Regions from separate parts of the Homo sapiens genome. Here region 2 is linked to region 1. A link is a contact called in ENCODE Hi-C or POLR2A ChIA-PET data. All regions are on one chromosome and are shown on one strand. The core of a region is the stretch at or near the end of the contact, and the rest is flanking DNA. Distances in the headings are between cores, read along the strand shown.

What was found. A loop is a pair of places that touch in the nucleus more often than their neighbours do. ChIA-PET counts read pairs that join two places held with the same protein, here RNA polymerase II (POLR2A). Pooled maps may share reads with other maps.
Region 2: a map of left cardiac atrium shows a loop between it and region 1 (4-fold over the local background). The contact joins two enhancer-like sites. A Hi-C loop is called at or near these places in 4 of 168 maps with a recorded cell type or tissue (CD4-positive, alpha-beta T cell, CD4-positive, alpha-beta memory T cell and left cardiac atrium), 1 of 37 single-sample maps with no recorded cell type and 11 of 50 pooled maps. POLR2A ChIA-PET finds 5 or more read pairs at or near these places in 5 of 52 experiments (OCI-LY7, activated CD4-positive, alpha-beta T cell, activated naive CD4-positive, alpha-beta T cell and 1 more).

Annotation. Positions count from the first base shown.
Region 1 is chr13:73,937,152-73,943,387 of GRCh38, reverse strand. The region is part of intron 3 of KLF12 (KLF transcription factor 12); the gene reads left to right. Among named protein-coding and RNA genes, the nearest start is that of KLF12, 190 kb to the left of the region's middle. Within about 2 kb of position 3,072, at least 2 of the 41 ENCODE cell types and tissues checked have a DNase peak (open chromatin) inside an H3K27ac peak, as active enhancers do.
Region 2 is chr13:73,982,588-73,988,823 of GRCh38, reverse strand. All of the region lies in intron 2 of KLF12 (KLF transcription factor 12), which reads left to right. Among named protein-coding and RNA genes, the nearest start is that of KLF12, 150 kb to the left of the region's middle. Within about 2 kb of position 3,728, at least 3 of the 41 ENCODE cell types and tissues checked have a DNase peak (open chromatin) inside an H3K27ac peak, as active enhancers do.

The DNA.
Region 1 (6,236 bases), core at 1,823-4,322:
TTTTTTAATGACATAGATTTTATAATGAACATTTATGGCTTCACTGGTTTAGTTAAGAGCATAAGTGCAGGATAATTGGTTGCAGCATTGGCAACTTTAAGAGATAAAGTGCTGCTCATGTGGCTGAGTGCCTGTTGGCTACTTATTTTATTAAACCACCACCACTGAGGCAGCACAGGTGACTGATAGAAGGACATAAATACGTATATAATCTTTACCTTATCAGTGTCTCTCTTATTAAAAAATCATAACTAAAAATTAGCAATGTTTTGTACTTGAACATTCAAAAGAAATTTTAAATGTGAATAAAATCTCACTGTTAGAGTATAAAAATCAATGTGGATGAGTACATCCGGGATCCCACTCAAAGGGTTAGGATATTAATGTCCCAAAAGGATTTCATAATGAGAACATTCAAGGTTATGGATCCAGATGGTAGTATTTAGAGGGTCTCTTCAATAACTTCTGCATACCTGAGCATCACATAGCAGGCTGTGTGGCATCTCAATATAATTTCTGTTTTTCAGTGTAAGCCTGTGTTTGAACAGAGCCTCATCGTGGTAGAGGATGTCATTTCACCTCTATGTTCTGGGTTGAGTTTTGTAGCTTTGAAATGAACTTTGTGGAGTATGTCAACCAATAACATGACTCCACAGTCCTATACATGATATAATGACCAATTCATAACAGATTCAGCCCAAGACACAGGCAGTAGAGGATCATGAAGGAGAAGACCGTGGCAATTACTAACATTGGTTCAGTATAGAAAACCTTTCAGAAAAAGTCATGTGTTCAACTGGATTTTCTAGCTGGATTCACTAAGTTAAATTGTATATACCTTCCAAACCTTATAGATAGTTTCAACCTTTATTGATTAACCTAACCATGGGGAGGATTTGTCTTAGTTCTTTAGAGTTCTGTTTTCTTAATTCATTTCTTAATCTAGTTGCATTATCATGAGTTTAGTAAAATAAACTTCTGCTCAGCTCATATAGAGCCTGGCGTCTCATTCAGAAAGGATAGCCTTTTCCCACTGCTCATGGGAAAAAAAAGTGAAAAAGCAGTCTGCATTTCACAATAATTTCTTCAACTTGAAATAACAATCTGTTCAAACTGTGCATGTTGGAGGAAGGCAAAAACTATAGCAAACCAGTCAGAAACTTAGCCCCAGACCAATGGTCAAAGCCAGGATCGTGGGTTGCTGTCACCAGTCTTGGTAATCTTTAACAATATCCATATAGTTCTTTCCCCTTTATTTTTTGGTTTCAAGGTAAGGTCTACCTGAAATATTTAGGTGCACAAAAAACAAAAGCCACTATTCCCAGCAGTTTTGCAGTGTGAATAAGAACTCCATGTCACATTATTTATAGAAAGCATTTTTTTTGTCCTTAGAGAGGGACATGAAAAGTTGTGGGTTCATAGGTATTGCCTAATGCCTGTTCATGAAAATCGATTTTCCTCCTTGTGAGTGGAGCTGATGTTGGTATTTTAACTCTTATTTAGATTCTGCATGTTGGAGGGAAATAGAACTTTTTTTTTTCCTTTGGGTTTATGTGTACCTCTTAAATATATGACAGATACAATTTCATTCTCTTTTGTAGCAAAGCTTCAAGAGAATCAGCCTGTAGTGTTTAATGAAATGTATAATGATTTAACTCTATTAGAATACAATAATTTTAACAATTTTGTAATGCTTTAAATCAACTCTTGTTTGAAACAAAGTCTAGAATTTTGGTGACTTTCATTTTTGGCCACTTTGCTGGGTTTTTCATTGAGAAGATGCGTTGGGTGTTATATACCATATAATGTTCAGAATCTTAGAACTATTTTTAGATAAGGAGAGCCAGAATTTGGAATATTTCATGACTTCCTCATTTATGACTTAAAGGCTGGTTGAAGTTTAATTCTTTGTAAGAAAAACACATTAGTGAAATTTCAATAAATAATTACACTCACATGTATAATTATGGGCATTTATTTATCTATTTTTTACGACATAGAGTTTTGCTTGCTATGTTGCCCGGGTTGGACTCAAAGTCTTGGGTTCAAGTGATCCTCCTGCATAAGCCTCTCAAGTAGCTGGGGTTATAGACATGTGCCACCATGCCCAGCTGATTATGGACTTTTGAAAAAGATGAGACATGTTAGTTAACAGTGAACAAAAAGCGATAGAAACTTGTCTGTGTCACAACAATGAATGAGAAAGCTTGAAGAAAGCCTGAAGGTGGTACATTGGTTGGAATGTATAATCACTCTGAAAAACCTAGTTTTGGTACTCTGTCTTTAAGAAATAGATACTAATCTCAATCTTTTGGTGAAGAAAAGTTGGTATTTATCTCAGGCTGCACACAGCATTTTAAAGATATGCTACTCTACATGCCCTTGTGTTTCAGTGCACCAGAAAGGCATGTAGTTGTTCTCTGCTGCGTGTTAGAAAGAGTCCTTTAGGTCTTCTGCTGTCAGGTGGGCTCTGCATGTCTCCCCACCCCTCCAAGGAATTCAGGACCTGAGGAGCACATTTCAGAGGTTAAAGACAGACTGGGAACAGGCCTGCATCTCTTCTGTGAAAAGTTCTGGCTGCCTTGCCTCATTCTCTTAATGAGATTTATGCTGTGTGTATGTGGTCATGTGTCTTCAATCAGAGTGTAAACTCCTAGAGGACAAGGACTATTTCTTATATTTCTGGTTTGTATCTCTTATAGTTTCTGGCACATGGTGAATACATTATTTATTCAGCTTGTCTGGGCATTATAATTAGCATGGTGAAAAATATAAAACCAGTCAATAGATAATTGTCAACCTGCTCTATGTCATAGGGTTATTGTGAACATAAAAATCAAAATTGTAAATATTGGAAATACGCATTCTCATTGGTGACAGGAGTCCTCATCTCGTAGCCATGTGAACCGGATAGGTGTGGTAGCATATGGGCACCACCTCTGTGTGCCTTCTGTTTGGAGTTCTCTGACTCTTGCATTTTTAGTTAAGTGAAAGCTAGGTAGATAATTATTGCAGTCACCTGAAATGTGACTTCGGTTTTCTTGCTTGTCGGTAACACAGCACATGCTGCTGGCAGCCTCTAGGAAGGGCATGTGCTCTTGTGATACGCTTCAGGGGCACAGCAAGGAGTGCTTGAATGACTTTGTCTGTGACTTTGGTGCGTGCGTCCTGCTGTTACAAGAGCTTCCCAAATGCTGTTAGCCTTTGGATGTTCTAACATGTTACTAAGCAAAGGACTGAAACAAGAAGAGTATTAGAACTATCACACCCAGAGATAAGGTAGTATATAGAGGATACTGCCCCAGAGATATACTATGTGATTTTATTCCTGGCCCTGCAGTTCACCAGCTGGAATGACATTGGGAAGTTATTTTCTATCTCCAGGCCTCTATGCCCTCATCCATACAGTGGGGGTGCTGGAGATGAGGGCTTCTCTCCCAGGTGAAGTCTGCCATTCTATGATCCTGGTGAGGAGCAAGGGGTGAGACAGAGCCTTTCTGTTTATGCATTTATGAGTCTTACTGCAGTGAAGCTTCCTGTGTATGGAAGTGTAAATTCACAGACTTCAAAGTGAGAAAGACCTGAGTTCAGATGGTATTCAGCCTGGTACCAGCTGTGTGGGTCATGCTTAGTCTCTCTCCTTTAATCCTACTCACCTGGAAGATGGAATTAACCACCCATCTTCACAGGAGCCTGCCTGCCTTTGGTGGGTACTGAGTCAGTGTTCTTTTGAAGAAAAACAGGAGAAAAAGGCCCTATTACTTTCGTTTATGTTGCTGCAATTCTCATGAAGTATCTAGTAGAGATTTCAACATCTATGTTAATTCATAATTCTCCAAGTAGACATAGGGTAGGTAGATCTGAAATTAGAACTCTTTTTTTAATTTGAATTTTTATTTAAGGATATCTGGAAGAATGTTTCAAATTCTGATTAGAGTTTATTATGTGAAATAATGGAACACAAAAAATAATGTCAATAACAGAATAAAAACAGAATCATGGAACCAAAAAAATGAAAATAGTTTATTCTGCCTAATTTTGTGTATTTGAAATTCTTTAAATTAAAATGTTTTAAAAAGAAAAGATGAGCTCTCTAAATAAAAATATTTTTGAAAACTACATAGGTGCAGAGGACTCAGAGGGAGACCTGAAAGCAACATTTCTTAGTCACCCTCACTGTTTATTTCCTAAGTCTGAGGAATCTGCCGCGGGGAAGGAGCTGACCTGAGTGTCTACACTAACTGCAAGGGTGTTGAAGCCATTGGTTATCCTGCCTCTCTTCTCTCCTGTAGAACCAGGTACAGTTCTGATCCGTGGGCCGGCAGAGAAGAGCGGCAATAGTGCGGCAGAAACAGGGAAAGAGATTGGGTGTTTTGCTCATTTTAAGTGCTCTAAGCAGTCAGTAATTGAGTGGAAGACAGATTCCTTTCTGTTACCCTTGGGGAAGCGAGCCTGATGCCTCTTTGCCATAGCCATGTAGCTAGAAAGGGTGCAGGCATTGCCGCAGACAAGTATAGAATCACGTCAATACTCCATGCCTTAACTACCAGGAAATATCCACCTTGGCCAGACCAGAGATTCCTATGCACTCCCTCATTTTAGAGGCAGAACAAAAGAGGATAAGGGAGACTCAGTCTTTTCCCTAGAGGCAGCTTGCAGTAACTCTTAGAAACCATTCTGCAGGACATTAATAACAAGGTGTTGAAGCTATTCCTATATCACCAAGAGCTGACTAGCATCATGAAGTCAGCTGTAATGTAACTTCCTTAAGAGCAGAGCTTATGCTTTATGTTTCTTGTTATTCCTCATCATCTCAGCACAGGAGCTTATGAATCGGCAGGGCTCAATAAGTGGTGATTCATTCATGTGCTATTTGTTGTAAGTGAGAGGCTGTTTGCCACACTGGAATTGAGAGGATTTGGAGACGGGTGCTTTTTTGAAAAAGACTCCAGTCGTTAGGCTTAATAAAGAAATATAGACGGGTGCAGGTATTGTAGCTGAACCTGGAAATGTGCTATGGAATGTTTACTTAACGCAGGAAATAAATTACATTAAAATTCAGTAGCATTAGGGGGAAAAAACCCAACAATTAGCCTAACTTTTTTCCTCAGTAAACCTATTTAATTTTACACTAACGATCTAGTGTACATCTGTGCGTAAAGGCGTAGTAAGACAGTGTTACTTTAATGACTTTATCAGAAGTGAAAAAAGGGCATTATTAAAAATGCCACTTGCATTACCCTTTAACCAGGGGCTCATTATTCCCTCTCCTGCTGTGGAACAGGGGCCAGCGTTTGACTAAATTGGTAGAATTATCTTGGAAATACGAGTTTGCTTATCATTTAATATTCTCTGATGACCTGCTGCTTGAGATCTTTTGATCTGTAGTGAAATCTTTGCATGTCACTACCTGGCTTCAAAGAAAAACATTTGCAGTTGCTGTGTTATGGCTAATGTGAGAAGACCATTTTTTTTTTTAAGCGGAAAGAAATATCTGCTCTTGCAAAACTCCTATTTTAAGAAGAGGTATCCTCCACTAAAGATGCAGAGTTAGACTGATTTTAATAATGTCAGAATGGCCAATAAATATATTAATACAAGGAATTGAAAATCAATGAGCTGTGATAGTAATTACAGATAGTACCCAAGGGAAATATAGCAGGCAGACAAATCCTTTCCCTCAGGGCCTGCCCTGGGCAAAGCTATGAAGTTGAGAATTCTGCCCTTCTTCCCTTTAGCAATGTACTTTCTCTTTCAACTTAATTCTCCTGCCACCCACAATCCAGATGTCCCTGCGCTCTGATGGTGCTGTAATGGTTCAAGGTACCAACAGATGACCAGTTCTAACCACAGTCTCATTAGTTGAAGAGAATGTAAAGTGCCCTTTCCTAGAGTTATTTGCATTTTTATAGGGTCAGTGCTTTGTAAAAAGGAATATTTCTTAAGGAAATTAAATACTCTGAGTGATTTGAGCATTTTGATTTCAGGCAAATTAACCTTTCCAGAATATTTCAGCTTCTACAAGATCATGGTCTGCATTGTCTCCTTGTCTTTGTGGAAGAATTTTTTTAAAAAAATCTGGACCATCAAGCGTGTTTTCTCTGTAGATGTGTTTTCTTGAGCTAATGTTTGCATACCGGTTCAGAGTTTATAAAGTGCATCACAAAAAATATCCTTTTTTATTTATTTATTTTTTTTTGAGACGGAGTCTCGCTCTGTCGCCAGGCTGGAGTACA
Region 2 (6,236 bases), core at 2,479-4,978, 45 kb before region 1:
CATTTTAAGCTGTGTTAGTCATGTTTACAGTATAGTCAGTTTAGCTTTAGGAAAATTGGCTACTTAGACCAGCATTTGTATATTTTATTTCCTTTGACTGAAGAGCATGCTGGGATGGGTACCAGGTGTTCTTCTTATATGGCAGCTTCTGGTGTTGGGGTCTGACTGGGGACTTCCAAATTGTTCTACTCTGTGTTGATAAAGAATAGAATCATCGCCAATTCTCTTGGAGGAAATAACATTGGATATGCTGTGGTAGTTGGGGCATATGTTATTGGTTCACTTACAGAATGTTGGCAACTTCTGTCCTGTGGTGTTGCAAACACTACAATTCAAACATATATTTAGCATTTATTATTTGTTAGACACTGGGCTAGAAAGACAAATTGTATTTAGACTCTGCCTTGAAGACTTCATTATCTCAGAGATGGGCAGATAAGTTTCTACAGTTGTATGTGATTGGTGCCATAATATATTTATTAGAGCCAGGGAATTGGGATGTGGGTTCTGGAAGGCTTCACATTTAAAGTGACATTTGAGCTAGACCTTGAGTTGCCAGTATGACACTGACTGTAAGAAATGGGAGCAGCCAAGAAAAGTTAGTTTAGAAAAAATTCTTAGCAAATGCAAAAGGGTGTATTTTTTCTTTGGGCACAAAAGTGCCCTGAAAAATTTCTTCTTAAAGATAAATGTGTGATAATCAATGATTCCAGGGGATCTACTGGAAGTGGCAGAATGAAGGAAGACAGGAGCCCTTCTCCTAAGGGGCACTGCTGTGCCATGGAAGCAGAGGGGAGACTCTGGAAATGACATCTTTATTTAGACAGTATTTGAAATGACAAACACAAGTCAAAGATTTACATTTCGGCCAGAATCTGTTGAGGCTTATTTCTTTTTCTACCTTCCTCTCCTTCCTTGTCTCACTCTCACTCTTTCCCTCTCTACCCTCCCTCTCCCTGCAGTTCCTCTTTCCTCTTCCCCCACTTCCTCTTTCCTCCCACTTCATCTACCCCCCCACTTTCTCTCTCCTCTCCCACTTCTTCTCTCCCCTCTCCAATTTCCTCTCTTCCCCTCACTTCCTCTTTCCTCCCACTTCCTCTACCCCCCCACTTTCTCTCTCCTCTCCCACTTCTTCTCTCCTCTCTCCAATTTCCTCTCTTCCCCTCACTTCCTCTCCCCCCACTTTCTCTCTGCCTCTCCCTCTCCCCTCTCCCACGTCTGCTCCCTCCCTCCCTTCTTCTTTTTCTCTTCCCTGTTTACACATTTTCATTCTCTGGCCACTTGATTATAGTGGTTCTTCAGCTAAGCTATTTAGAGTACCTTACCAAAGTAATTATTATATTTTACCAGAAATTTTCAAGAGTGATCATAAAAATGATACAAGTGTCTTTCAAATATCATTTTAGTTAAAATTTTTTTACTTACTGAGAACATTATAGTGTTAAAGCAGCATAGTAATTGATTATTAAAAACATTTATTGAAGTATAATATCTATATAGTTTTATGTATCAACAGTTGTATATTATTTTAATAAGGCAGCTTCTTCCCTTCTCTTAAGCTGATGTTAGGTGAGAATTTCTTACTTTTTCTAAAGAATTTTATTTAATAATGTTAATAATTATTGACTCAAGAAGTGTGATTTTTTGTGTCTTACACGTAATCAGTTTTTCAGTGTATCTTATAGTCTAATGGAGTGTAAGTTTCTCAAAATTCCAATTTAAGAATCAATTGATTATTCATATTTAACATGCTGCTTCAACTATTTGTGCTTTTAGAGCAAGACACTTAATATGAAAGTGAATTTATTTTTATTAAAGGCTTTTAATTTGTTTTCTATGGCCACTGTAACAAATTACCACAAACTTAGTGGTTTTGAAAAAAAAACACAAATTTATCTTACAGTTCTGGTGGTCAGAAGTCCAATGGTCTCACTGGGCTAAACTCAAAGTATTGGGAGGATTATATTCCCTTCTGGAGGTCCTAGGACTGATTCCATTTCCTTACCGGCCTCTAGAGCCTACTCAGGTTCCTTGGTCCATTCAACTCCAGCAGCTTTGGGCCAAGTCCTTCTGGTACTGCCATCTCTCTGGTTCTCCCCTTCTACCTCCCTCCTTCACATTTAAGGACTATTGTGATTACTTTGGCCTATCCTAGATAATCCAGGATGATCTCCTTATTTTAAGGTCAGGTGATTAGCAACTTTAATTCCATCTGTGACTTTCATTCCCCTTTGCCATGTAACCTAACAGATTTCAGGGATTAGGACATGGACATCTTTAGGGGGCCATTACTCTGCCAGCCACAGGTTTTCAAAAACGTAAGTGACTGTGATTGCAGGTACATGTTACCTTTGTCATAAACATGTGGTTGGGAATTTTGAAAGAATTCTCATTTTGCTAATTCCATTAATAGTCAAGCAAATTATGATTTATGTCAATCAAAATATAATTTTCTTCCTTCTTGTGATTGGAAGAAAAAAGTCCATTCAAATCACTTTTGCAGCTAAATGAAGCAAGTGATAATATTAAAATTTCCCATTATAAAAAATCTAATAAATATCTAATTTTTTGCAAACAGTAGATTGTTTACCACAGTTTCACATGGTGATACTATGGTTTTATGTGCCTTCAAAGCTAGATGAACTACTTTTAGAATTCATCAGACCTTTTGGCCTAACAAATTTTCCTTTGTTTTTGAATGTTGTTATTTGTAGCGTATCTGATAAAACTGAAATCTAGTTTCAGGAAACATGTTTGGTTATCTCGTTAAAAGCTCTTGAGGTGATAGCATGCACTTACTTACAACCCATACACTTACTAAGACATCCTGTATCTCTTGCAGCTGTGGCTCCGGAGCTGTATTTAAAGTTTAGTTAATACCTAGCCAGCAGCTATCTATTGAAATTAACAGATAGGCTAGGGCTGTTGCCTCTTTCAGGGTAGTGAGATCCTTTAGATTTCAAAGAACTTTTTCTGGGGGAATTTTTTTGATTGTTTTTGTTATCAAAGTGAGGAAAAGTTCTGTATAGCTTTTTCTTTTCATCCGTCTTCACACAGCAGAGAGTCTAAGGGGAGCAAAATCTGTGAGAGGGGCCTTTTGCAGTTTTAATAGCTTCACATCTCAGGGATGACTCCTTTAATTTAGAGTGCTAATAGCTGGCATCTAGGGGAAAATGAAAGGCCGCTTGACAATGAGAAGCTGGAAGATTGAGAGCAAACACATGGAGAGTCGTTAGAGCCAGGACTGTAAGTAAAAAGGGGATGGTAGTTACACAGAGTCTGGGGTTTGGGACCCTGAGCCTGGTTTAAAGCCTCCTTCTAATGTTGCACACTGTGATAATCACTGGTTGTCGGCCTTGCACCCTTCTGCCGTGAGTAATCCCTTTCCCTGTTTTCAATCATGTGCACTCAAATTGAAGGGTAGGTGTTCCTTTTTAACTGAGAGTTGAGTGTCCTTTTTAACTGAGAGTTGGAATCTGGGCACCTTGTGACAACCACGATTTCATCATCCATTGCTGCAAAACAGAGCATCCCAGGTTAGTGGCTTAAAGCAAAAGCAGTATGTGTTTTGCTCTTGAAGTGGCTACTTGGGTAGGACTTGGTGGAGTCGGCTTCTCCTTGCTCTGCTCAGTGGCTGCTGAGGTTCAAAGGCGGATGACTGCAATCATGAAGACTCTCGTCGACATGTTTTCCAGTTAGTGCTGGCTCTCAGCCAGTCTGTTGGCTGCAACGCCTTCATGTGGCCAAGGCTTCCTTAACAGTAAAGCTGCGCACTGGGGAAGGTGGGTGGGGGGATAACACCAGGCAGAAGCTGTGTCACCCTTGGAAGTGATGCCATGTGATTTCCCCCATATTCTGTTCATCCAGGTGATTATAAAGACAGGCTCATTAATTCAAAAGGAGGGGACATATCCCCCACCCCTTGATGGGAGAGTGGAAACATTCTGGAAGAGCACATGTGACTGGAGATACTGTAGTGAACATTTCTGGAAAACAGCATCAGCTACAGTTCATCTTCAAACTGGAGGAATCCGTAACGTTTTGTTTTTCTGGAACTAGTTCTGGTGCCAAATTCTGTATCAGTTGGGGTGTGAAAAGAGAAACAGAATGAGGGGAAAGGTGCCGAATATGGGACTTAAAAGGACTTGACCTCCTATGATGGTAGGAACTAGTTAAGCACATTATATATGGCTGTTGCTTCTATATATTTGGCGCCAGAGCTGAAATCACCAGGGCTAGCAGTCGGGAAGGAAGGATGAGAGTGGAGCGCAGGAGAGGAAGGCCACACTGGATGTACAAGGGCACATGCCAGTCCACATAGACCCTCACTGATCATAAGCCTCTAACTTCAGAGAGGCCAGGGAACTGTGGGAGAAGCTGGCACCCTTCCCTGAGCAAGACGCGTCATGGCCTATGAATAAAATAAGCAGATGAAGGCAATCCCGTGGACCAGCCGCTTCCCTGTGCCAGCGAGGAGAGCAGGCACATAGGCGACAGTGTGTGTGAGCTGCACCTTCCCAGTGTGAGATGCATGCGGCAGGTGCTTCACTACTGCCCCGAGTCCCGCCAGGGTGGCTCTTATAACCCAAAAATGATGGCATGCTGCAGGGAAGACAGTTCTGAAAATGTAGACATGTAGTTGAGATAGTTCAAATCCACCACCAAGTCTTTCCTTGCCTCTTCTCTGCCATTTCACTTGCAGCTCTACCTGCTTGCTGTCCTCCCCACCCGAGGATCTTATAGAGGATTATAGACCTCTGTTGGTTCCTGTTCTTTCCTTGATTTTCCCATTTCTGTCTGAAGCACTGCTCCTGGGACCCACCCTTGTAGTGGAGAGGACAGTGCTGTCACATGAATGGACGTCTCCACATGAGGAAGGCTCATCTGCCCTAGAATACCACCTGCCTGGATTCACTGCTTATGAATTCTGCACGACTCTGAGAACCTGCAAGATTATTTGTGGCCTCTTCTTGCTTTTTCATATGGTACTTGACTCAGTTACTGCTGTCTGTTGTGGTTGAGGCCACTCTGCTCCCTGGATTTGGGATCTTGACTGCCTGTCTATAATGCCATAGACCAGTCAGGCTGGGGCCAGGGCTTTGTGGCCTCAGGGATTTGTGATTGAGAGTTTAGGAAAGAGAAAACATAATATGAGGAAAAGGAGGATTCTGATTTTGTACATGATGGAAATATGTGAATAATTGGGACACCAGGGACTTGTCCAGATAGTAAAGTTTAGAGCAAAGTTATGAGCAAGAATGATAGCAATAGTTTGTATGCAGAATATGAATGAATAATATAAAGGCTGGGAGTAAGTTAGAGGCAAGATTGGCAGGCAGTAACTGGGAGGACACGGTGCTGGAGAACACCCGATAAGCAGGAATGTAGTTAATTCAGACAGAGGTTCACGAACCAGAAGGCACTGATACTGGAGAGAAGAATGGGATGGGTAGTGAAAGGTCCGTGCTGACATCACTAAGTTGAATCATGCTGGCACCAAGAAAGGTGGTGGCATAGGGCAGCTTCTGTACAGCAGGGCTGGAAAGCAAGTGGCTTTTTAATCGCATGTTAAGTCTTAGACTGTGCCAGGGTTGGTTGCCTGGCGTTCTGGTTGAGCCATAGTACAGGACTAGGAAACCCTGTACACTTGAACTTCCAGGAACAAAGATAAAGGGATTCCTTGGTGAGAGGAGTGATGGTAGACAGGGACAGGGTGCGAGCCTCATACTGGATAAGTATTAAGCTGCCTTATAGAGATCTTTTCAATGAATATTTGAACAAGAGGATGAATGAAATGTGAGTAAGAGCAAAAGAAGGAGAATGAGAGAAAAATGAGAATGAATTTTACTTTTTTTTCTTTTTTTTTTGGAAAAAAAGTGTTAAAGAGTATGATTATATGTGACAGAAGAAAGAAAAATGAAATCCTGAAATAAATGAAAAGTGGGTGACAGAAAACCTGAAATACTGAACATTTCTTTTATTAAGATAGAGTTTTCCAGTATGTGGTAGATGAGGGAAAGGGTCTGGTTTACAGGACTTAACTATGAGAAAAATGGCAAGAGAGGGATTTTCCTAAGCAGTTACTCTCCATGGCTAGGCTGATATCTTGGTAAAAATGCTCTGAATGTACTGCTTAGGCTATTGCTAAATATAGTAACAAATATGAAGAGTGTTTTTTTCCTATACCAAGTGTATTTATGATTATAAATCTACACATTTGTGATAACCCAACAATT